5 separate regions of the Homo sapiens genome follow, and regions 2, 3, 4 and 5 are each linked to region 1. Evidence: chromatin loops called from intact Hi-C (ENCODE). Cell type or tissue: ascending aorta. All regions are shown on one strand. Region 1 holds the start of MIR5702 (microRNA 5702). Region 2 overlaps IRS1 (insulin receptor substrate 1). Region 3 has its middle 46 kb from the start of MIR5702. Region 4 overlaps RHBDD1 (rhomboid domain containing 1). Region 5 has its middle 65 kb from the start of MIR5702.

What was found. Hi-C counts contacts between places; a loop is a spot of excess contacts. Peaks named below come from ENCODE experiments on the same cell type or tissue, not always from the same donor. Only the 100,000 strongest peaks of a DNase experiment are listed, where the experiment ranks them.
Region 2: it touches region 1 in a loop (4-fold over the local background); 59 of 110 quality-filtered maps call a loop at or near these places.
Region 3: it touches region 1 in a loop (2.4-fold over the local background); 6 of 110 quality-filtered maps call a loop at or near these places.
Region 4: it touches region 1 in a loop (2.7-fold over the local background); 3 of 110 quality-filtered maps call a loop at or near these places.
Region 5: a loop joins it to region 1, with 4 times the contacts of the local background. A loop is called at or near these places in 15 of 110 quality-filtered maps.

Annotation. Positions count from the first base shown.
Region 1 is chr2:226,658,233-226,663,232 of GRCh38, forward strand. MIR5702 (microRNA 5702) reads right to left here and starts at 561; the gene lies at 478-561. In ascending aorta, no CTCF peak of the experiment used is centred here; DNase peaks (open chromatin) are centred at 2,529 and 3,739; H3K27ac peaks cover 4,699 bases.
Region 2 is chr2:226,789,015-226,794,014 of GRCh38, forward strand. The region is part of intron 1 of IRS1 (insulin receptor substrate 1); the gene reads right to left. Among named protein-coding and RNA genes, the nearest start is that of IRS1, 8.3 kb to the right of the region's middle. RefSeq lists a silencer at 2,385-3,074. In ascending aorta, a CTCF peak has its summit at 2,584; DNase peaks (open chromatin) are centred at 2,357 and 2,707; H3K4me3 peaks cover 3,539 bases; H3K27ac peaks cover 4,894 bases.
Region 3 is chr2:226,610,118-226,615,117 of GRCh38, forward strand. No RefSeq gene overlaps it. Among named protein-coding and RNA genes, the nearest start is that of MIR5702, 46 kb to the right of the region's middle. In ascending aorta, no CTCF peak of the experiment used is centred here; no DNase peak of the experiment used is centred here; H3K27ac peaks cover 1,410 bases.
Region 4 is chr2:226,972,791-226,977,790 of GRCh38, forward strand. All of the region lies in intron 8 of RHBDD1 (rhomboid domain containing 1), which reads left to right. It also overlaps a transcript of COL4A4 not described here. Among named protein-coding and RNA genes, the nearest start is that of RHBDD1, 140 kb to the left of the region's middle. In ascending aorta, no CTCF peak of the experiment used is centred here; no DNase peak of the experiment used is centred here.
Region 5 is chr2:226,721,701-226,726,700 of GRCh38, forward strand. No RefSeq gene overlaps it. Among named protein-coding and RNA genes, the nearest start is that of MIR5702, 65 kb to the left of the region's middle. In ascending aorta, no CTCF peak of the experiment used is centred here; DNase peaks (open chromatin) are centred at 74 and 2,091; H3K27ac peaks cover 432 bases.

The sequences.
Region 1 (5,000 bases):
CTTGGTTAACTATGTGTTGACATGGCCTTTTTTGAGATTTTATATTTAGATCATTTTGATAAAATTGCATCATTTTTAAGAAAAACTTTTATGTGCTTATGTAACATCAAGTTTGCAAAACTACAGTCATAGTAAAAGCAATACAAGCCAAAAACTAAATGTATGAGTGTGTGTATGTGCAGCTCTTATAATATGGAGTACATTGAAATTAAAATATTTAAAGGGATTCATTTCCACTGGAGCTATCCCCATGTGTGAAAATAAACACATTTTCTTCTCAATTACCCATGGTATTATTGGCTCTCCACAAACACTTGAAGAGCTTGACTAAGCCAAGTTATGTACTACTCAATGCTTTTTAGCAGTCTCTCTTAAACTTTTTTTACTTCCATCTAATCCCTGGTCATAGCCTCTGGGAAATTCAACACTATGGAGAAAGGGCCATTTGCTTTGTGGTCTTACATAAAAGAAGTTATCACCCAAAAGTCATGGGATATGTTGCTGACTCAACCTACAGAAGGATTTCAGGTTGGATCAGCAACATATCCCAGGAGTTGAGGCCGCCAAACCTCCTCTTAAGGCCAAGTCACAGCAAGTTTACTGAGACAACTGGAGAGATACCTGTAATGACTGCTGGAACTCACTCCAAAACCAACATCTATAAAAAGAAACTTCTCTTGAATCTCCGGTCCAAATCATCAAACCTATGTGTTTTCCTAACAGGAAACAGAGAAGAAACCACTTTTCCTCTTCACTCTGGCCTCTATTGAGAAAGAATCCAACTTCTGAATATTCAGGAAAAGAAAGTGCTTTTTGGTGTGACAACGTAAGCAACTCTCTAAGTCCCTAAGGAGCAGGAAATGTGTAGAGAATAGCCACCTGTGTGTATATTACCTCTTTCCAGCCACTCTTTTTTGTTAGCCAGCAGCCAGGTTGCAAGTACATAGTCTGTACTTATCTGTGCACCATTTGAGGACCACCAGATAATTAAGTCACACTCACATTGAGATATTTCTCCTCTGTCTCCATCCTCAGTTCCCCTACATCAGCCTGGGTGTAAAAATATCACCACAAAATAGCAGTGGCCCTATCTCCTTGACTGTCACCTCCTCTCATATATCTCTAGCCCCACTGAAAATCCTATCTACTCATTAGTAAGAGTGTTCCCAGGGGTGACCTCAGGTGCACCAGAAACCATCCAATTCCCTCTGTCCTGTCCTTACTGCAGCTATTTCCTACCGTCTTTCCATGAGGCCTCTCTGAACTGTGAGGCTTTGGACAGGGCCTCATTGCCAGCCCTGCTCTGGGCCCCACAACAAGAAAATTGCGCTCCCGGCCAAAGTGTGTGTTCTCTGTGGGGGTCCTGAGGCTATACGGTGGCTTCAGCCACTTCCACTGCCAGCTCCACCTACCAGGCACCGCCCGACACAATGGTCACAGGAATCCCTGGATTCAGTGCCAAAGTGAGAAGAATAGTGACTGTAGTAGTCTAGTAGTCAGGATTCTCCAGAGAAACAGAGAAAATAGGAAAGAGAGAGAGATGAGAAATGTGTGAGTGTGTGTGCATGTATAGTGTGTGTGTGTATATATATTCAGAGAAACAGAACCAATAGAGTGTGTGTGTCTGTGTTTGTGTGTGTCTGTGTGTGTATTATATATGTGTGTGTATGTATATATATATATATATATATATATTCAGAGAAACAGAATCAATAGCGAGAGAGAAATAGAAAGAGAGTGTATGTCTGTGTTTGTGTGTGTCTGTGTGTGTATTTTATACATATATATATATTCAGAGAAACAGAACCAATAGCGAGAGAGAGACAGAAAGGGAAAGTGTGTGTGTGTGTGTGTGTGTGTGTGTGTGTATAAAGAAAGTGGGGTCTGGTGTGCAATTTTAGGGAATTTGGGTAAGTCCCCAATCTGCAGAGTAGGCCGGCAGGCTGGAGACCCAGGGAAGAGATGACACTGCAGAGTTCGGAGGCAGTCTATTGGCAGAATTCTGTCTTCTGTGGGGAGGTCAGTCTTTGTTTTTTTTAAGGCCTTCTACTGGGTAAATGAGACCCATCCATATTATGGAGGGCAATTTGCTTTACTCAGCACTTACTCATTTAAACGTTAATCTCATTTAAAAAATATTTTCGAGGAAACATCCAAATGTTTAACCAAATTTCTGGGTACTGTGTCCCAGACAAGCAGATACATAAAATTACCCATCGCCTTTTTTGTTTGACATTTTAGTAACTCTCCTTTGGGGTCCCACCTCCCTTTTGGTGGGCTTACAGCCCAAACCAGTCATTCTCAACTCCAAAGGACATTTGTGGCAGTCACAGCTGGGGGAAAACTACTTGCATCTAGTGGGTAGAGGCCAGGAATGCTGCAAAATGTCGTCTAATACACAGCCTGGTTCCCAACAACAGAATTTTCCAGTCCCAAATGCCAATAGTAGCATTGCAGCTGAGAAACCCTGCTCCAAATGACCAGTTCACTTCCTGTCTCTAACCCTGTTCATTATTGCTTCATCCTCTCTGGCCTCCTTTCAGGTCACAGAGCATGCCAATTCCTTCCCTCCTTGGGGCCTCTGCAATCATCATTCTCACTGCTTGAAACACTCTGCTCCTTGCAGGGTTGGCTCTTTGTCATCTCTCAAGTTTCACCAAGAAATCCCACCCCCACATGCCCCTAATCCCTGTCAGTTTCATTAACCTGATTATGTCTTCATCACCAGCTGACATTTGCTTGCTTTACCTTGTACATCTGGATCTTGTTCCCCTCAAATATAAGCAGGATGAGTACCTATCACTAGGCTCCAAGGACAAGTGCCAGCCCTGGAACATAGTAGGTGCTCAACAAATAATTAGGGAAGGAAAGGAATTAAGGGAGGAAAGAATGCCTTAGACTTTTTTTTTTTTTTTTTGAGACAGCGTCTCTCTCTGTCACCAGGCTGGAGTGCAGTGGCACGATCTCGGATCACTGCAACCTCCGCCTCCCCGGTTCAGGCGATTCTCCTGCCTCAGCCTCCCGAGTAGCTGGGACTACAGGTGCATGCCACCACGCCCGGCTAATTTTTGTATTTTTAGTAGAGACGGGGTTTCACCATGTTGGCCAGATGGTCTCGATATCTTGACCTCGTGATCCACCTGCCTCAGCCTCCCAAAGTGCTGGGATTACAGGCGTGAGCCACCACGCTCGGCCAGACATTTTTAATGAATGTCACTCTCCCCATGTGTTTCGTTTCCAAACACACACACACACACACACACACACACACACACACACCCCACCAGCTCAAATACGTGTTTATAGGATCCGTTTCCAAAAAGTCACCAAGAGAGTAGTTCCTGTACACTAACCCTGCCCCCAGAATGCTGAGTTGTTTTCTATTGAACTTAGAACACGAACCCAGCCTTTTTCTCAACGACATCCTTCTCCCAAGACACAATGTGGCCCCTCATGCCAACGTGTGTGAACTCTACTCCCCACCCCTTAATCTTCCTAACATGCAGAGATCCCTTAGATTTAAAGTGCAACCCCTGCTATGAATCAATAACTTTAGAAGGACTTACCACAGAAAGAGATTAGCATGAGAAAGCTAAGCAGATATCATCGCAACAGTTCACTTTAAAAATACCACCACTCCTTCTATCTGTGACTACAGATGCCTCCTCACAGAAGTGGGGCAGAGATCATCTAGCCAGAACCAACTAGCAGGTCATCTGCGCCTCCCCCGTCCACGCCAATTCCATTCCCCGCTCTCTCCTCATGTGCTAAGTTCTCCCACGTTCTTACGGTGTCAGCGAAGAATTTATACATGCCTCTAAAGTGACTCACTGCATGAGTATTACTGTTTATTTTTAGCACCTTGTTGTTTTGCCTATAAATCCCTCTAAATGTCATTTCTCACTGCCTGGCCCCTTTCAGGACAATATGGCATGCTCCTCGAAATGTCCTCTCACTGGGTCCCTCTGTTCTCAGTTCTGCCCACAAGGCCACTGCACATGGCTGCCCACGATGGAACTGACCTGCCTCTGCCATCTCTAAATCTGGAATAAATCCCCTTCCTGAGTAAATATCCATCCATCAAGTGTGCAGGATAACTATTTCCTCCAGAACACCCACTGTTCAGGAAGACAGATGGAGATCTCTGAGATGGGGCCACCACGGAAACCATCCACAAGGGAAACAGCTCTGACCCTGGACTCCCTTGCTGCCTCCATTCAAAGCACCCTGTCTGAGAATTAAGTTGTGATGAGAGATCATCTGCCTTGCAGGTGCAGAGGCAGCAGAAGAGCCACCTGTGTTTTTCCTCTGCCTGGCACGTGGGTGATTGCAATACTCTGGATGTGCACCTTCCACAGCCGTCGCTTGGATTCACTGGCCTAGTAGAAGACAGTGCCGAGAATGGGTGGCAAAGACCCATGTTTCCCATGACACTTGTGAAAATGAGGGGCAGAAAGATCCTCTGAAGTACCACTCAGTCTACCCAGAAAAGAGTAGAATCTGTCCAGTTTAATTTTTGATCATTTTATGACTAAATAATCTCAAAGTTTAAAAAGGCATGAAAGACCATCTAAACCAATTCTTTTATGGTACCAAGGAGGCAAGGCCCATATTGGGTGAGTACCAGGCCCAGGGCTGCACACATAGGTTATGGCACAGCTGAGTCTGGACTCCAATGCTGTCTTAGCTGATTTTCTGTTGCTATAACCAAATGACTGAGACTGGGTAATTTATAAAGAGAAAACACTTGTTTCTTATAGTTCTGGAGGCTGAGAAATCCAAGGTTGAGGGGCTGCATCTGGCGAGGGCTTTCTTGCTGGAGGGGACTCTGCAGGGAACCCAGGTGGTGCAGGGCATTACATAGCAAGGACTTCATGACAGACAACCAAACTGGCTTTTTTAACAGACCCACTGTTGTGATAACTAACCCACTCCCTCAATTGCCTATTAATCCATTAATCCAATAATGACTCCATCACCCCTCAGATGTCCCACCTCTC
Region 2 (5,000 bases), 130 kb after region 1:
ATGATTCACAAGAAGCTATTTTCCTTGAATACAATTTCCAGTAACTTTGTAACATGAGGAAATAATTGAGGAAATGGCTTTCTTTAAAACAAAACAAAACCTTAAAACTGTGAAATGTTCCAATATACTAAATTACCAACCCATCAAAATAAAAGGAACCATTTATATACTATTCAGCTAAGACACATATCTGATTATAGTGAGAGGATTGGAAAAGCATAAGTCCGTGGAGTTTCTTAAGAGGCAACAGACTATTTTAATGACTTGTGAAATCCACATGGAGGGACAAAAAAGGTCGGAGCTTCTGAATATATTGGCAACTCAACAGTCAAGATAACACAGGGTTGGAAAAGCAGTGTTGGCTCAACTAACTAATCAAAAACCCTAAAGCACAAAAAATCTGGACAACACTAATTTTGCCAGCAAGAGAAATATTGAGTTGTTTCATACACCTAAGAGAGAAAAATAAAGCTAAAGAAAAAATTGTGGAAGGCCTCCTATAGTCCCCAGTTGGCTTCTCAAATTTCCTTACCATTCACTTAAATGGCTGTCTCACTGAAGAACACTGATGGTACAAATGAGACACATTATCCACAAACACACCACCCCTGAAAAAGAGGTGATTTCCAACAGGATGCATGTGTTAATTTCCACAGTGTGCACTGGTTAAAGCTTACTCTATAGTGTGGGGAGGGGTGGGATGTTTCTGAGAGCTGACCTTAGGATGTAGGAACTAGCAGGTGCCTTGCATTCCCACACACATTTTATTTTTAAAAAGGCGGAAGGAAGAGGAGCATAATTCAGTCTAGAGATGGTTCCAAAAACTTAGGCTGGTCGATCAGGAGGGTTTGTCTTAGGGTTTGTTAAAACTCGAAAATGCCCCCTTGAAGCAAGAAAAGTTAATGTCAGGCCTGAATCAAACAATGTTTTCCTTCCAGGCCCCAGTCTGTCCATAAAGAATGTCTGATCCAAAGGCTAGAAATGGACAGAACAGGCTATTCTCATGCTTTATCATGACCCTGTCAACAGCTTCTTCGGAAAGAATCCTCATTGCAACTGACCCATTAAAGAGTATCAGTCATTTTCTCCACAACATTCCTATGTTTAGAGCTGCAAAGGAGGTTAGAATAATTTAGAACAAAATCCTCAAGTTACTGATGAAGAAATAGGTCCAGAGAAATTAAGTGACTTGCCCAAGGTCACTCTGCTAGTGAAGGGCACAGGCTGTGTTGGAGCCCAAGATCTCTGGCTCCCAAGAACTGCTTTTTCCATTGCATCATTTAAGATAGCACAAAGCTATTTTCCTGGAATTGTGATTTAAAAAAAAAAAAAAGGTGGCATGCCCTTTGGATCCCAAGTCTCTTCCTGTAGGGCAATGCTGGAGATAGTATTTATTGAGGGGGAACTCAGAGAAATGACTACAATATATGCAACATTTTATGGATTTATTTTTACTATAAAAAGATACCTAAACAATTGCAAACATTAAGCAAATTATTAGCTGCTCAAACTTTTCTGGAACAACAGAGAAACTCTCTCCCACTGCTCAGTAGCAGTTTTGGGTCATAACATTTGCACCTGCTTGGTACGTTTCCACCTGTGATGTTTCACTTGGCCCCTCAGAAAAAGCGCTGCCCTGGGATCTTATGATTCAGTGATGCAAGAGGGATGTTGGCTGGTGAGAAATGCTTATTTGAGAGGGAAGGAGGAGGAGGAGAAAATACTCCCATAGCACTTTTCTTTCTTATTTTCCTTATTTTAGAAAGGCCAAATCTGAACACATTTTCCATCCCATGTAGTAATATATCTCACATAATTTTGGTTACTGGAGGGTACACAACACAAATCTAGCAAGCTTTCAAAATCGATGTGCCCAGCCTAAATTGACGGGCTGTCACTGGGACTGTCAATGATGGAAAAATGAATCTGTGTCTGAGAACGCCACAGCATTTCCTCCAAGCCTTTAAGGAACACACTACCCAAACCCTTGTCACACCGGGTTCTCAGGATCTGCAAGCTGCAGTCCCGTCTTTCATTTCGCTGTGAGCTCCCTCACAGCCCAGGAGGATGCGTTTTCCCAGCTCTTACCTAGCTCTGGTGCTTTGCAGTAAAGTGTATGGAGCCTAGGGCACTTTCAAGCCAAAGGAATTCCCCCTCCCCCCATGACCCAAAACGATGGCATCCGCAGCACTCGCAGGTCTCTCTCCCTCCCTTGGTTGAGGGGGGCGGGCAGGAATCGCGGGCCAACCCCACCTGGCCCGCAGGCCCGCAGCCACGTGCGGGACTCCCTCCTGCTCGCGGATCTCGAGACCGGAAGACGAAGGAACGTGGCCTCGTAGTAAACCGTAGTAAAGAGAGAAGGGAAACAAAATGGGGCTCGTCACATGGTTACGGCCTGGATTTTTCTCAATTAAAAATAAGAGCAAGTGTGTGTTTCCGGCCCCCGTCCGTGGGCTGGTTGGACTTTTTCATTCTTAGGATTCTGATCCAAATGCAAGAATACAGCTGAGGGCACAACGTCCTCAGTCGGCGGGCGCGGTGCAGAGGGGGCCTGCGGCTCGGCCTGCGGGCACCCGCGGGAAAGAGGTGCCAGGCAGGGTGGCAGAAAGCGGCCCAGGGACGCCCGCCCGCCACCACCGCCAGGGGACCCGCGGAGAGCCCCGCCCCGCGCCCGCCGCGGCTCAGCCGTTTCACATGCTGATTGGCTGTGGTGGGGGCCAATCAGCGCCCAACCGCCCCGCCCGCCCGGGACCCAGAGCCGCGCGGCTGTGCCCGAGGGCGGGGCCTCGCCCGCCAGCGCCGACCACGCGGCCCGGGAAGGGGCCCCACCGCCCTGGATGACCCGAGACGGGCGGGGGCGGGAGACCCGAGGGCGGTCTGGCTGCAGATTCCCCCACCCCGGGCGAAAGGGGGCTCGGAAGAGGGAGGAGAAGGAATGCAGGAAGCGGAGGTGACCCGGAAAAGGGAAAGTGCCAGGGCCGAGAGGGTTTGCGCCAGCCAAAAAGGCCACAGGGCTGGGGAAAGGGGAGGGAGGGGAGGCAACCTTGGAGGTACGGAATCCTTGACATCACAAAAAAGGAAACTGAATGAAAAAGAAATGGAAAGAGTCTTTTTCTGTTTTTTTTCTTTTTCTTTTTTCTTTTAAAGGGGGAGGGCATAACAAAGAATGACAAAAACAAAAAAACTGAACCCAAAAGGCATGGCTGGGGTCTGTGTCTTTGTCAGCTGCAGTTTCAAAACTAAAAGATAAATTTGATGCCAGGTAAAGGTGGCAGGGCTGCTATGACCGAGTCTGAGAGGCTCTTTTTGCCCTGCTTCTTGGGCTCTCAATTTACTCTCTGCAGAGAGTGGGCCACAAGTACTGCGAAATTCTGAAAAGGAGCAAAAGAAAAAAAGGATAATGTCAGGAACATGAAATAAGAGGTGGAAACAAAGGGATGGCAGGGGATAGTACTAGAAAACGAGCAAGCCAGAACTAAGAGGCTATGCAAGAGAAAGGGCAGGCAGAAAAGGTCACTGGACTACAGGTAAAGCAGACAGGCTTCCAACAAGTAGAGCTCCTGAGCTCAGTGCTTCACAAGTGTTCTCCTCTTAACAGACAATGAAAAATTTTAAACAAGCCGAGATGTTTCAACAGAGCCCACGCCTCATCATACCTCTATTCCTTTCACCGAGTCTCAGGTTTTACCTGAGAAATGAGGAAAAGAAGCAAAGACAGCAATTGCTGAGGAAGTGAGGAAAATAATGTTTGCACACACATTCGGAGCAGAAGCTGTTTGCCACTCACAGGTCTGACTTCTGTCTGTTTCAGATAGCTATAGAATAACATCTTTGGACTCAACAGGGCACAGGCAAGCAAGCAGAATTGAGGATGTAAATGTGCCAGGTAGCATTTGGTGCCTCACTTTAAACACCAACACAAACATCTCAAATACGCATTGTAGAATTTTCCTGGCACTGTGCAAAGCATGGTCGATTGTTACTCCAGAATTATTAGAAATAGGATTATATGATTATTCCAGAATATTTTATTTTCCCAAAGAAGGTTAAGGATAGAATTTTGTAGAGTTTTTGTTTTTTTAATGCATCCAACACATAGGAGAATTTTATTTTAAAGCCCTTTTTAAAAATGAAAATTCTAGTTGGTCATCAATTCTCTTCAGAGCAAACATCATTTATTCTACTCTATAAAAAGAAACCTAAACAAATTAAGATGACAAGTAAGAAAAACTTATTCTCTTTATCTCCTTTAAAACCAAAATTTTAGTTCTGCTGGGCTGGTTTTCTTCAAATTCTCATTATTTTACCAATGAGGCACTTTATAATACAAATGCTTAAAGTGTTGAGGGATTCTGACTCCCAAAAACATCATTTGATATAACAAGATTTGTACTACTGATGTTGATATACACAATTAAATCTTTCTTCTAGTGAATGATGAAAATAAATGTTGAAGTAAATACTGATCAAATAAATGCTTTTTGTAACATATCACCCAAAATCTTCATTTGAGTGTTCATATACCTTTTTCTTGTTCTATAAAATAGAGAATTATATGGATCAAATATTGGAAACAGAATTAAGAAGACTATGAACACATGATAAATAAATACCTGTCAATAGGAAACCAGGGCACAGATTAATTTCTTATGAATGGACACAAATTAAGAAAAATCAGTGCTTTTAAAAGCTCATTCTGTGGAGCATAGATAAAATTCACAAGATAATCAGTTTGTCAGAGTAAAGTGTTTCCAAATGCTGGAAACTTCTGCATTGCCAACTCATCACATTATTTGCAAACTGTACTCTCTTCTACCCACAATTATGACCACCAGAAAACAGGATCAACAGAACGAAGGGCAGGCTAATTTCCTATTACAAATGTTTTTCATTTTTAATACGGCATTAGCCACAGAAGACCTAAAGCCAACTTTCAGCATTTACTGTGGTGTCTACTTTTGAACTTAAAGGCACACAGCAAATAACCCTAAAAGTGGAGG
Region 3 (5,000 bases), 48 kb before region 1:
AAACATGCACTTCTTAAAGCTCCTTGGAGCTCAAAAGTCCTCCATGTTCCACTACAATCCAAAGGTCCAACCAACATGAGATTAACCTAACATCAGAACTCAGGCCACTTGATACATTTAAATAAATTTTCAGCAATAGTTTCATCTAATATGCGATTACAAATGAACTAATAGGACCTAACCACTAGAATTTCAGGTGTTAGATCTGAATATGAAATTGTGTACTTTATTTGTTAAAGGCAGGGTTCATGCAATGGAAGGGAAATAGAAGATTTAATAACTAGTTGCATCATTTATCAGAAGAACTCGTATCGTCAGGTTCATGACATCATAAGGAATTGATTCCTGATTGTAATTTTGGGGAAAAATTGTGCTGGAGTTAAATTTGACAACATAAAAAGCAAAAATGTTGAAATTTTTGCATATCCTTTAACCTATATGTTCTCCTAAGAATTTGTCCTGGAGGAAATAGTCATAAGTAGTCACAAAGATATAATTATAAGATGTTTACCATAGCATTATTTGTAACAGTGAAAATACTAGTGACAAGCTATATTCAAGCAATATGAGATTATAAATTACAGCACATCTGTAAGATGGGATTGTAGGTAGCCAGCAAAATTATACTATAGAAACATATCTAATATGAAAAGGTAATTTATGATATAATATATAAAAAGCAAAACATGAAACAGTTACTGAGCGTCAGCATATATGTATGAGAATCTGGAAACCTATATGCCAGATAATTATAAGTGATTAGAAGTGATTATCTCTGGGTAGTAAAATTTTATTATTTTTAGTTATTTACATTCTACATAAGGAACATAGAGCTGTAATAAATGTAAAATTGTGCACTTAAAGTTTTTTTTTACTTGTACATTACCAATTTGTGGACTGTTTAGAAGGTGTTAGAATAGAGCAGTTTAATTCAATCAAGTCAGGTGACTAGATCATGGAAACTGTTATTTACTAAGCTATTTCCTGAAATCAACAAGTTTTTTGTTTAATGAAAAGCCATTGAAACCTGCAATATGTCAGACACACCATACTACACAACAAATTGTGTTTTCTCATTGATATGATGTGACTTCAGAACACACTGAATCTGAAATGTCTCTGGGATTTAGGACTAAGAACTGTAGTTATAGACTGTGAATTCCATGAAAGTAGAGATTTCATTGGTTCCATTAAGTAAATGTGCTTTGAATGGATGAATGATAAGATCACATGAATCATTAATCTCCTACAAGATAGTCCTGAAGATAGCTTCCTAGATGACCTGAGGTCACATAATTACATCCTGTGCTGTGGCTGCCGCAAACAGCCCACATCCCAGGAACTTCTGAGGACAGGTTTTAATAGGTAGTTTTATATACATATAGAAAGAGAGCTGGAAAACGTCTCAGTATATACTGAGGCCATGAGGAAGCTGAAACCAGGGAGAGTTAGGAGAGAAAGACCAAGGACAGAATTTTGAGGAATAAAGATAGGGATGAGCTTCACTGTCTTCCCTGCCCGCATGTCCATCTGATCTTCAGATGTGGGATTTCACAGCTTCTCACAGCAGACTGAACTTCACCCTAGGTTCAAAAGAGCACAAAATCAAGGCTCAAAAGATCCCTGCCTGGCCAGACAAACATGTTGCCTTGTGCCTGAGATCTAGCCATCACATATTTATCCAATTGTCTCATATTTGACTTTTATTCTTAGTATCTTACTCCGAATTACTCCAGGATTTTTTAGACAAAGTGTTCTTGCTTTGTTTGAGCCAGAGCTCTCAGTTCTGGAGTCCTGAATCCTATCCATCTGAGACCCTCTGCTTCTCTGTACCTCTGCTATTTGCCTATTGCCAACTCCCAATTACTCCACCCACCTATCCAAATTCCCTCTTATTGCTCATTGCCAGACTTTGTCAGACTGTTTGTGTTGGCAGTTTCTTCACAGTGGATATTCTTGAGCTGTCTACCTTCCGTTGACCAAGCCTAGGGTCTGACAGGTAGAGGAATCATTTCCACAGTGACCCCCGCTTTATGCTTTCCTCTTTTGAGACGTGAGTCATTTAACTCCTGTTATATGTATGCAATTGGAAAAATTCTAGGTTGGTTATTTACTGGCTCAGTGTTGAGTCACTCTTGATACTTTAATTTTGGATTAACTGGATTCATGACTTTTTTTTTTTTCTTCACTGAAGTTCTTTTCCTTAGAAGGGAAAAGAAACACAGGTCTTCCTGGGCCCAGGTCTCCAACGCTTGCTGGGTGTTTGGCCAGTCCTCCTCTGAAACTCAGTCTGTCCTTGTCTCTGGGATCTTCTTTTTTTTTTTTTTTTTCCTTTTTTTGAGACAGACAGATTGTCACTCTGTTGCCCAACTGGAGTGCAGTAGCATGAACTCGGCTCACTGCCACCTCTGCTCCCGGATTAAAGCGATTCTCATGCCTCAGCCTCCCGAGTAGCTGGGATTACAGGCATGCACCACCGCGTCCAGCTAATTTTTGTATTTTTAGTAGAGATGGGGTTTTGCCATGTTGGCCAGGCTGGTCTCAAACTCCTAGCCTCAAGCAATACACCCACCTCGGCCTCCCAAAGTGCTAGGATTACAGGCGTGCACCACCACATTCAGACTGGATCTTCTTGATCTACATGGATCTAAAGTCTAAAATCTTGGATTTATTTTTAGACATTTGCTGAAGGTATTTGTGATGCTTTCCAATTGTGTTTGCTGTGACTGCCTTCAGGATGAAAGCACTCAGTTTCGATTGAATCCATTGGATGTATATTCTAAATGTCTGTCCTTATAATATCTTTTTGCCTTTTTTCTCTTTGTAAATTTGTCACAGTTGCTAAGGCCTGGACTTTCAAATGATTTCTCTTGCTCCTATCTATGACCAGACCAAAAAAAAGTTTTCACTAATAAAATAGCAGTATGTTCCCAGTGGATATTCAGGAGCAAGACTGATGATAAATTCTTGACTTTTGTCCTGGTACTTTTAAACTCTTCTTCTTTCAAGTCTGCTTTTTACTTCTAGACAATTCTCTAGATATACTGCTGTTCCTCCTCCTTTTCCTTCACATTAAAATTTTGAAACAAAAAATAACTCACTGGTCCACATGCCCCTCATGCCCACTGGTATACCCAGCAGTGCAGCTGTCTTGACCCTCTCGTGTCAACACATCAATCAATCAGTCATCCTTAAGAGAACATTTGTAAAGTAACTATGTTTTGAGCTTTTTGGTTCAGTTTTATTGGGATTTTTAAATAAACTGCATTCATTGGATATCCAACAGTAGCCCAAACATATAGGAACATAATCTGAAATATCACAGTTTCAAATTTCATAATTTGAGATATCACAAGAACTCAAAATAATCTGCCTTACTAATAATCTGCATTAAGGCTGATGGTATTCAATAAGAAAAGTAGAAAGTTCTTACCCAATGGGTTTAGAGCTGCCAACTTGGGTACAATAGAAATGATATACAGTTTTCAAAGCCACAAGTCAAAGATTTTACTTGCTGTTTTAGGGAATAGCTAATATACTATTTCATTTCACCTGTCTTGAGTTTTCTAAATGAATTAGACCCTAAGACAAAGGATGGTGGGCAGCTGGTAGACATCGCACCACACACACACACACACACACACACACACACACAATTTTTAAATTAAGTTATAGAAATTTTGTGCTCAGATTAGTAGAGCAATTATTCCATAGTACTTTATGCTTCTCTGATTTCTCTGATTATCAATTAGAATTCAATCGGAGCTCTTTGTTTGGAGAAAAATATATATTTGCCCCATAAGTAAAAATCCCATGGTTAGTGCCGAAATGAACATGGCAGGATTGGGGGCTGTAGGCCAAATCTTATTACCTTTTCTTCTATCTCTGGGCTTAGCCTTTCAACCATTTTGATAAAGCCAAAGTAAAGGTAAAATGGCAACAGAAGATTTAGCCCCACCTCCTCTGAGGCTTAAGACCCAGTGGAAAAGCTCAAACAAAAGTCCCAAAATTGAATCGTATTCATCCTGATAGGTATGACTTTGGTTACCGTGCCCGTAACAAATCCATCCTCCTAGCCAGTGGGATGGAATGTGCTGACTACTGTGGGCCATGTATGCACATGCTTTCAAGGCTGAAGTCTGGTGGCTATTTTTTTTTAAAAAAAAAACAAGAATTAATAATTGTTGGCAAGGATGTGGAGAAGAAGGAACTCTTGTACACTTTTGGTGGGAAGGCAACTGGTGCAGCCATTATGGAAAACAGTATGGAGTTTCCTCAAAAAACTAAAAATAGAACTACCATACAATGGGTAGATACTTGAAGGAAAAGAAATCAGTAGCTTAAAGAGATATTTTATACCCATTTGCACTCTCATTAAGACCTTATTCATAATAACCACAACATGGAAACTAAGTGCCTATTGATGAATGAATGAATGAATGAATGAATAAATTGTGGTTCATATATACAATGAAATATTCTTCAGCCATAAAAAAGAAGGAAATTCTGCCATTTGCAGCAACATAGATGAACTTAGAGGACATTATGTTAAGTGCAATAAGCTAGAAATAGACAAATATTCTATCATCTCATTTGTATGCAGAATCTAAAAAAGTCAAACTCATAGAAACAGAGAGTAGGACAGAGGATGAGAGGTGAGAGAAATGGGGAGATGTTGATCCAAGGTTACACACTTTCAGCTATAAGATGAATAAGTTCTGGAGAGCTAATATAATATACAGCATGGGTGATTATGGATATGCTACTTATTTTGACTGTGGCAATCATTATACACAATGTGTACATTTATCAAACCATCATATTGCACTACTTGGATATATACAATCTTTACTTGTCAATTAAATATTTTAAAATTTAAAAATAGATATATGGATAGAAAAGACTGAAGTTCAGGGTGGCATCTGCTTCCCTGGAAATAAATGGTCAGAAGAAGGTTGAGGATTTTCTAGAGGAAAATTCCGGTAGGTGCCAGATGGAAC
Region 4 (5,000 bases), 310 kb after region 1:
TGAAGTCTATTTGAAATGTTTTGGTTTCTGTCAGTTTTTGGTTGGGTTATAGGTAAGTACACAAGTTACCACATGTATTTAGAAGGCCCAATCCCTCCATTTATCAACTAAAGTTAAAGAAAGGAAGGAAGCCTGTAGCAAAAAAAAAAAAAAAACAAAAAACCATGCAGGTTCCCCCACTGCTATATGATTTTCTATATTTATGTTTTAATTTCTTGGTAGGCCTGGACTTCAAAGTAGAGATTCAGAGCCCTACCTGAGTTTGGGTTGTGCCCTGTGGCTGCCATCCTTCCTCACAGAAGTTCCTCCCTGGACTTCAGCCTCGGGGTTCTTGTTCACTTTCAGTATTTCCTTTTTGCAGTGTGTATGTGTGTGTACGGAACTATATAGTGTTGATTGTCCTTAAATGATCTTCTTCCAAACTCATCCAAACCATTTAATTTGTAGCAGGAATCCCAAAGTATATCCTTCCCAGAGAAAGAATGAGATTTGCCTGGCATCAAGTTAAGGAAATCATTACTCAAAAAAATTGTTTAAGACATTTTCCTGTGCTAGAGATGCTGGTGACCAAGAAGTGGGTGCCTGGGGGAGATGTCTGGGCTCATTATCTGGGAAAGTTGGGAAGTGAGTGTTTGCCTGTTCCTTTTTCCACTCTGTTTCCTCATTGGCTTTGCCATTTACCCAACTGCCCCCATTCTAAGATTGGTGTTTACTGATCAAGAGCAAAGCTCTACTGCCTTAGGAGTAGTTCATAAAATGATTCCTAGATGTAATATTCACTCTCTTCCCTGCCTAGTCCCCTTAGCAAGGACCTCTCTAACATTTTATGTTTGAATTGTTTTCTTCCAGAGACAAAGGTAAGTTAGATCAAGAGTAAACAGATGGAGATGTTCATTCTTGGAAGCAGCAAGCATTTTGTTATCATTGTTATTGTCTGAGCAAGTGAAAACCAGATGAGAAGAGCCTTGACCTGCCTCCTTCACTAGCAGAAGTGAAGTAGGTCGTATCTTTCTTGCAGCATTCCTGTGAGCGTTAGAACAACTCCGGAGCCCATGAGTAAGGCTACTGTGTGTTAGAATTGTGATTCTGCCTGTTCATCCTCCTGGCTGCCCACCCCTGAGAATCTCCTTTTCGTTCGCATGGGCTCTTTGATAGCAGAGTGGCTGCCTCTCTGCAATGAGCTTGAGGGTTTTGTGGGTAAGAGGCCCAGTGCCCCTCACCGCCTTTCCACATGCTTGCCTCCTTACCCAGTTTGTCAGGCTTTGACAGATGGCCGGCGTTTGTCTCACCTGCGATTCCTTTTTGCACAGCACTCGGTGTAACACTTCAAAGAAATAATTAGCATTCTGAGTCTTCTCTGCCCTGTGCATAGAATGTGGGAAGGTTCCGCTGAAGAGGGACTTGAGCCCAGAGTGTTGTATGGGTGTTGCCCTTTTTTTATTTTATTTTATTTTATTTTATTTTTGAGACAGAGTCTCGCTCTGTCGCCCAGGCTGGAGTGCAGTGGTGTGATCTCGGCTCATTGCAAGCTCCACCCCCTGGGTTCACGCCATTCTTCTGCCTCAGCCTCCTGAGTAGCTGGAATTACAGGCGCCCACCACTGGGCCTGGCTAATTTTTTGTATTTTTAGTAGAGACGGGGTTTCACCGTGTTAGCCAGGATGGTTTCGATCTCCTGACCTCATGATCCACAGGTCTTGGCCTCCCAAAGTGCTGGGATTACAGGCGTGAGCCACCGTGCCCGGCCTGGGTGTTGCTCTTTTTAGTCCTGACTGTCAAGGTATTAACTTCTTTAGAGTCACTTTTTCGTTGAACAAGGATGTACAAAAGAGACATCTAGTTATTACATTCTTCTGGTTTGGTTCTAAAATAAATGGGAAGGTACCTGTGGAAGTGATTTGTATAGATTTCCAGGCACCAGGATCCTCTTTAGTGTCCCGCACCCAAGAGCAGGGTGGATACTCCCTGCAGGCTGAGAGTCGTGAACTGTACAGTGCTGAGAGTCGTGAACCATACAGTGCTCACGGTGTCATCGTATAATTGGAGATCACTCTTTTCAGGTACCTCGCCAGTGCGTGGCTCAGGGACATCCTGGAGATCTTGGTGCTCCCATTACCATTTTCAGGCCATGTATCTCTTCCAGGCTGTGCTCCTGTGGCACAGATGAGGCCTAGTTCCACTGCTCTGATGGCCACACGTGAATCAGCAGCAGTGACTCCTTGGTACGTGGAGAGAACTGGGACTCTTAGTGGGTAGCAAGGAAATTATGTTTTTAAAACCACCAGCTCCTCCTTCCATTTAGTTGGCAGTTCCATTTCTAATATAAAATCTTTCAGATCTGAGCTCTCCTAGGGCCTCCCAAGATTTAATATGGTGCCCCAGAATGATAAATGAGAATAAAGAGAAACTCTTCATAACAGGACCATGTAGAAAAGGTGGAATCGATGCCCCTGAGGTAATTAACTTGATTGTGGTACTCATTTCACTACACACACAAACACACACACACACATCTATAAATACATATATAAAATCATCACGTTGTACACCTTAAACTTATACAATTTTATTTGTCAATTAGACCTCAATAAAGCTGGAGGTGAGGGAGGCCCGAACTCAATGACAGTTTGCTTTCCTCAGAATGGCCATGGGGTGAGGGAGGGCCCCACTCCTAGAGGGAGCAACTTCTTGATTTTCCTCATTCTTATTTCCCCCTCGGGCCACCCAGAAGCCAGGCCAGTCCTACTCAGATGATAGAAAACCTTATTAGCCCTCCTAATGAAATGGGCAGTTTGGTACAGAAGAGGGGAATCTGCTTGGATTTAAAGATGGCGTCAAACTATTGTCCAATGCAGGGAAATACATTTATTTCTACATGCAGAAGGAACTCATTAAAATCTGTTAGGCTTGGAATTTTCGACAATGATTTGTACATAAACTCCTTAAGTATTGCCTTGTGTACTGACATATTAAAAGTTATGATGATGCTTAGGAACTACAGATTATTTAGAAAATGTTTGAAAAGAGATAATACACAAAAGCAAGATTTCATTGTCACCAATAGATAGCAGGCAAGATTACCTTGTCCCTCTGAGGGTTCTGATTGAGTGCATTTGGCTGCAGGAGTAATGTAAGTGGCCCCAGGGTTGTTGTGTTCTGTATCTAGATCTGGGGAACAGTCACACTCATGGTTCCAGTTGAAAATAGGTCTCCTGCCCCCATTAGCATAGCAGGGCCTGTCTGGTCACAAGTCCTGGCTGTTTGGTTTGGAGACTATGTGCAGTATGGATTGGAGCAGAGGTACAAAGCCCCAAGTTTTTGGTACTAGGGACACTTGGAAGGTGTGAGAGCACAGCCTGCTCTTCCCTCAAGGCCAGCCCAAACTTAGCAGCCAAGCAGGGCTTCTGGGGCAGTCCAGGTGTGGAGCTCTTGTCCATTGTCACTTAAGTCCTCTGTCACCTTGTCTGTGTCCTCTGGTCATACTAGATCTTGGATATGCCCACCCCCCTGGAGACACCACTAGACAAAGAGAAATGAGGATGTCTAGTCAGTGACTTCCCAAGTCCAAGTCGAGACGTCTGCTTCAGCTGCTTTGACATGCAGCAACATCAAAGGAGCAGTACCCCAATATAGTAACAATTTGTTGTAAATTATCAAAATGTGTGAGCTTTACCCACGCCTCCTTACCTGGAAACCCTCCCCTGCCTTTTCCTCTTCTTTGACTATCCCATCTTCACTGTGTAGGAGACTCACCACCGTATACTGATGAAGAATGCACACAGTTCCGTGTGGTGCTGCTGCTACCTTAAGCTCATCTAGAACACTTAGAGGAAGAGAAGAGACCCCAGTCCAACTTCACACATCAGGCTATTGTCTCATTTTGAGAGGAGGAGAGAAGGGAGGGTTAGGAGTACCTTAACGGGGCCTGGGTGTGGCTTCTAAGTGCTGCAGGCACAAGGTACTATGACTTGGGCCTATCGGGTAGGTGTCTGGAGTGAGGCCTCTTGGCCCTGGGTCACAAGGGCAGTGATAAATTTCAGTGACCACAATACTGCTCTGATATTTTTCCCCACTTGGTGGCATTTTATATATAAAACTGAGGCTTCATTTATTTTGACCCCCTCCTCCCATTGAAAGAGCCATTATCTATTTCTTAGAGGCCCCAAACAAACAGGGTGGATGGCAGAGGCCTCTTGTCTGGCACAAGACTCGGGTTCCTGGTTTACCCTTCAGGCTGGGATAAGGCTGGCCTCACAAGTGAGACTCAGAAACAAGCCACTGCTCTCATGAATGCCTGTCTTCATGGAAAAAGGGATCTTTTTGGTCATTTGTTTCTGTGCCTTTGTTCTGGAAATGAGGAACTTGAGGCCCAGAGAAGTCAAGGAGCATCATTGGATGTCTCGCGTCTCTGGTTTCCCAGTTCAGTTTGTGTCTCCCCTTCGGCAAGCTCCCCCTCCCTTTAGTTTTGCATTTAACACAGTCTTGCCTTCATGACTGCCGCCTCCTTTTTTTCTGTAAACACAAATATGAAGTGTATTTGCTTTGCTTTTCAGCCTTGTCTGCCCCACTGAGTGTCCGAAATAGCCGGCTGGAATTCATGAGAATGTTACGTCTTCAGATGTTTATAATCCAAAAGAATCCCTTATGGTTTTTAATAATAAAACAACTTAGATGTCGGTATTTTGTGTTGGAAAGGCGAGCAAAGTTCACAATGCAGCAATTACAATGCAGTGCATTATGTATAATTTGTAGCCTGCCCCAGGAGCAATGGTGAACCGTGAAACACCATCCTGGCCCTGTAGCATAATTAGCAGGATCAAACGCTGCACAGGGAGAAGCATAATAGTTGTCATCCGAGGTAAATAAAAGTAAGGAAAAGTTCTGATACACCCCAAATTATATAAAGAGCAGCCCCTATATCAGGCTGCAAATATGTCAAGAGTCTTCATTGCTAATTGAAGAAATCTTTTGAGGTTTAGCAGCTCATAAATTCACACTGGG
Region 5 (5,000 bases), 63 kb after region 1:
GCACTCATCGCTGGCAGTTCTGTCTCTCAGGTTGCAGATAACAACTGTCAGATGGTCTCACTGTGAAGCAATAAGCTTCCCTAAAACAAGGAGGCAGGCCAAGCGCCAGAAAGCTGCAGTCTGGACAAAACACACAGCCTGGAAAGAATTAAAAGTTCATGTGCAATGAACAAAGCACCTCAGGGAAATGTAAGGGGTTAAATATAAGCGCACAATGTTCCCAACGCCCTTGAACACACAAGTAGGAAAATCATCACGCATCCTTGGTAAAGGGAGAGAGAAGCACGGAGAGAAACAAGTTGATGTTCCCATATGAGAACTAAAAATACTGCTGTGAAAGGTTGGCCCTGCCTAAGAATGGAGGGAGAGAGAAATGAAAGACAGTAGGGGAAGGTAAGAAACAAGACAGGAGGAAGAGGCAGAGTGCAGCCCTGCTCAAGGCTCCAGGCTCCTTTCTCACGCTCAGGGCGCTCCCTTCATCTGGATAACAGAGCCTGGATTGGCAGGGTTTCTCAGGACACCCTCCCTGCCGATCTCCCTTTTTCAAAGACACCGTGGTGAGGGGAACCCAGCCACCGCGGTCACACGATTAACCCAAGTCAATAGAAACCGGCGTAAAGAGTGTTTTAGATTAATTCCCCTCAATAAAGCTAAAATTCACCTGAGTTGTAAAAAACTCCAGCTGATACAAAATAAACTACGAAAGTGGCTTTAACGCATCTGAACCAATGAAAGAGAAACAACAGGCTCTTCTTAAATATTTTTCTTCTTACATTTTGATCTGAAATATAAAAAGAACTGAACTCAAACCTGGCCAACCCCAGTGGCAAAATGGTGTATGAGGTATTTTCCAATGGACCAGCATCTCCGAAAGAACACTCCTGGTTCAGAACAAAACAGTAGCACTTAAATGAGGAAGAAGTGTGAGAGTGAGAGAATCTGGAATCATATGTGAATGCACCTTAAAGTTAGCAAGCCTGGATTGATGGGAGTTTCTAGTTACAGCTCCTGTCTGGAGGAAGCAATGCAGTAGTTAGAATTAAAGGTAGAACTAGCTGGCTTGTTTCTTATTCCTAACTTCCCGTTTCCTCATCAGGGTCAGTTCGGTGCTCAGAAAACTGTATAAGTGCGGTTCTGAGAAGCAGTGCCATGATCACAAAAATCCCATCTTGGCTTCATCCTGAACTTTCCTTGAACATCTTTTTTTTTTTTTCTTTTTTATGAAAAAGATAGGATAAGGACTACAAGCAAGGAATTTCTCCTCCTGTCTAGGGCCTTTTAAACTTCACAGTTACAAAAAGGTAGAGCAAACTGGAATGAAGGAAGAGATTTCGTCCAAAAGTTGTGAAGCTGTTTAGAATTAAAATTATTATGTAATCTCTACAATGTACTGAGGGCCAGCTATGGATGAAGCATTTTCAAAATGCTTTGCCTATGGCAGGGTACCTTTCATAACTTCCCAGACCTCTGCAGAGTATCATCATCCCCACGTTGCAGATGGTAAAACTATGGCATAGAGAAGTTAAGCAATTTTCCCATGGCCTCTTCGTGAGTTAGTGGAATTTCCAGGTTGGCCTAGGGCTGCCTCATTTCAATGGCAAAGCCCATTTTCAGAATATAAACTCATCTCTCCATAATTGATACAAGAAATTAAATGGCAGATTTCAATGGCATGCTCATCATTGGTGAAAACCTCCAATGGTTGATTATGGTTTCACTGGGGGCTCAACATTTTTATGGAACAAGCACATGGTGTGCAGGCTTCCTACCTGACATGCTGTAGTGTAGGTTCTCAGAGAAGATATTTTGAGCTCATAATCTCCAACGAGTAATGTACTTTTCTTTTCCCCCGAGACAGAATCTCACTCTGTTGCCCAGGCTGGAGTGCAGTGGCGCGATCTCGGCTCGCTGCAACCTCCACCTCCTGGGTTCAAGCGATTCTCCTGCTTCAGCCTCCTAAGCAGCTGGGATTACAGGCAACCCCCACCATGCCCGGCTAATTTTGTATTTTTTTAGTACAGACGGAGTTTCAGCATGTTGGTCAGGCTGGTCTGGAAGTCCTGACCTCAAGTGACACACCCGCCTCGGCCTCCCAAAGTGCTGGGATTACAGGCATGAGCCACCACACCCAGCCTGTACTTTTAAAATTTTTGGCTGAGAGTTTCTTTGTGTCACGAAGATCAACTCCATCGCTGGGGTACGGAAGAGTAAAAATAGATTTCCCATTAGTAGCAACAAGGAGTTGTTTGTCAGCCAGAAGGAAATTCTTTAGTTCTTTTCCTGTTTCAGTTCTTTTTCTGCCAACATAATTAAGCAAGGTTCATGTTGGGATAAGTCAGAGCCAGCTTCATGTACTGGTGGAATAGTGGGTCATCTATAGCAGATGCCTTCAGAGATGTGAGTAAAAGGGTGTTGAACTCAGACAGGACTTGACAGCACCAGTCAAGTAGGGACCCCCGGACTCCAAAAACAAAGGAGAGGAAAAGTATATCTGTGGTGAATTTATCCAGAATTAAAATTACTCCAAAAACTTAGAAAGGAGCTTTTTTCATTTAGCAAACATGCAAGTTCTATTAATTTTTAAAGTAAAGTTTTATTTATTTATTTATTTATTTATTTCTGAAACAAGGGTCTCACTCTGTCACCAGGCTGGAGCAATCATAGCCCACTGCAGTTTTGACCTCCCAGGTTCAAGTGATCCTCCCACCTCAGCCTCCCAAGTAGCTGGGACCACAGGCACACACCACCACATACGGCTTTTTTTTTACTTTTTGTAGAAGTGGAGTCTCACTATGTGACCCAAGCTTGTTCGAACTCCTGGGCTCAAGCGATCCTCCCACTTTGGCCTCCCAAAGTGTTGGGATTACAGATGTGAGCCACTGAACTGGGCTCAAAGTACAGTTTTTTTGGTTGTTGTTGTTTGTTTGTTTGTTTTTAATGACATGGAAGGGAAAGGGACCACTTCATCATAATAGTTTGCAAGGCTCACTGTCTATAACATGCTAAATATGTCTCAACTCTCCCCCTAAAATATGTCCCCACACTGATACCTAAAATGCCACCATTAGCAATCAGTCCCCTTTTGCTAAAATGTTCTCTTTCTTCCCTCAGGGTAGGTTTTCTTTTTGAGACAAATACCTGGGAGCTAATACATTAATTTCATACACCTCTGGGAAAAAATAATGAGCTTGTCAGATATGTATTCTCCATTCCAGAAAGACTCTGGGTCCCGTGAAAGCATTTGGTAAGGGGGAGTACCCACTCTCAGCCAAGGTGTAGCAATGAGAGGAGAAAGAATAGGGACAAATTTCACTGACCTAATATTCTTGTCCTAGGGCAGTCCCTAATTCTATAAAACTTGTTATAGGGAATCACAAAAGTCATGATTCTTTTAAACTCAAACACAGAGTTTTATTACAACTACAAACTACAAAACCCAACCACAGCCTTTTTTCTCTGATACACATGTCTGAGGAGCTAATACCAACAACCAAAAGAAACGGCTAAACTAACACGTCTCCTGCTTGAACCTGTGGCCTCTCTCTGCCTGTCCCTGTAATGTGCTGTTGACCGTGGAGTTGGAAGGGATGCTGGCTCACAGCCTGCTGTCCTAAGGAGGATGACTTCTTTCTTCACTTGGTGTCTCAGTTGACCCGCTCAGGAGGCGTAGCTGAAAGTTTAGCATCAAATGTCAAAATCATGAAATGTTATGCTTTTACAAACCATTTCTCTGCAATCACAGAATCCTTGGTGAATTCACTGGAAGTCACAATCCCTTTTCCCCGGGAATCAAAAATGGACACAGCTACACTCACAAAAAAAAAAATTGCATTCAATTTGAGAGCGTTGAGAAAATTCTGAACCCCAGGTTAAGATCAGATGTCCCTCCTATTTTATAAACAAAGAGCTGGAGAGCCAGAGAAAAGAAGTGCTTTGCTTGAAGTCACAGTTAGTTAGTGGCAAGACAAAACTAAGATCTGAAGTTTTCACACGGTCATTAAAAGAAATGCTCCCCGTCAGATTTCCATCTGTCAAACATTTCGGCAAACAGACATGGGAGGGTTACTCTATTCAGGAAGAAGTTTGTTTAGCTCAGCCAAACTTACTTTATTTTTCAACAGATGAAGTAAACCAGACTCAGAACTCTACATCTTTTTTTTCACATATGGGGGATGGGACTCTCCTAACTGGAATAGTTGGTGTGTGGCGGGGAGGAGAGGAGGATGTGTAATTAAATGAAACCTTTGAATTTAAACCAGAAACACCCTGCTGATGAAAAAAAAAAAAGAAAAAAACACAAAAGTTGCTGTTTTAGACAAATCATTAACATTTCCTCCTCGAATTGTATGTGTGTATGAATGGGGTGTGTTTGTGGGTGTGTGTGTATGGGTGGAATGTGTTTGTGTGTGTGGCTGGCTGTGTGTGTGGGTGGGGTGAGGGTGTGTGTGTGTGTGTGTGTGTGTGTGTGTGTGTGTGTGTATTTGGCTTCCGTTTTTTGTGAAAAGCAAATGAGAAGCAGCGTGTACCCCATTAGGGTAGGGAAAAACTTTTAATTAAGAGTTGAGTGTTAAGAGGTTAATACGAGACAGCCAAGGAGCACTTCCATCCTGACTCAACCAGAAGCCTTCAGAAGCGCTGGAGAAGGAAGTTGGATTAAAGAGCGGGACCTGGGGAGGGGCACAAGTTGTGCCTGGAGCATCAAAACTGAAAATCAAGAGATTCTCCATGGCATTTTTTGTCAACCAAGTGACGTAAATGTTTACCAGGATTTTAAAGAACATGGTTTCTTTTTCAGTTTCCGTGTGTTTGGATTATTAATGAAACTAAGTTGGAATCCTACTTTCTAACTGGGTGACCTTGGACAAGTCCCCTTCTAGAATTTAGGGTGTGATGAATGAATAGTGGGATTTTATGATGAAAATGCCAAGGAAATACCTTCCTATTTTATCTGTGACTCAGTTTAGAACAATGGTTCTTTTTTTTTAAATCCAATAATCCCC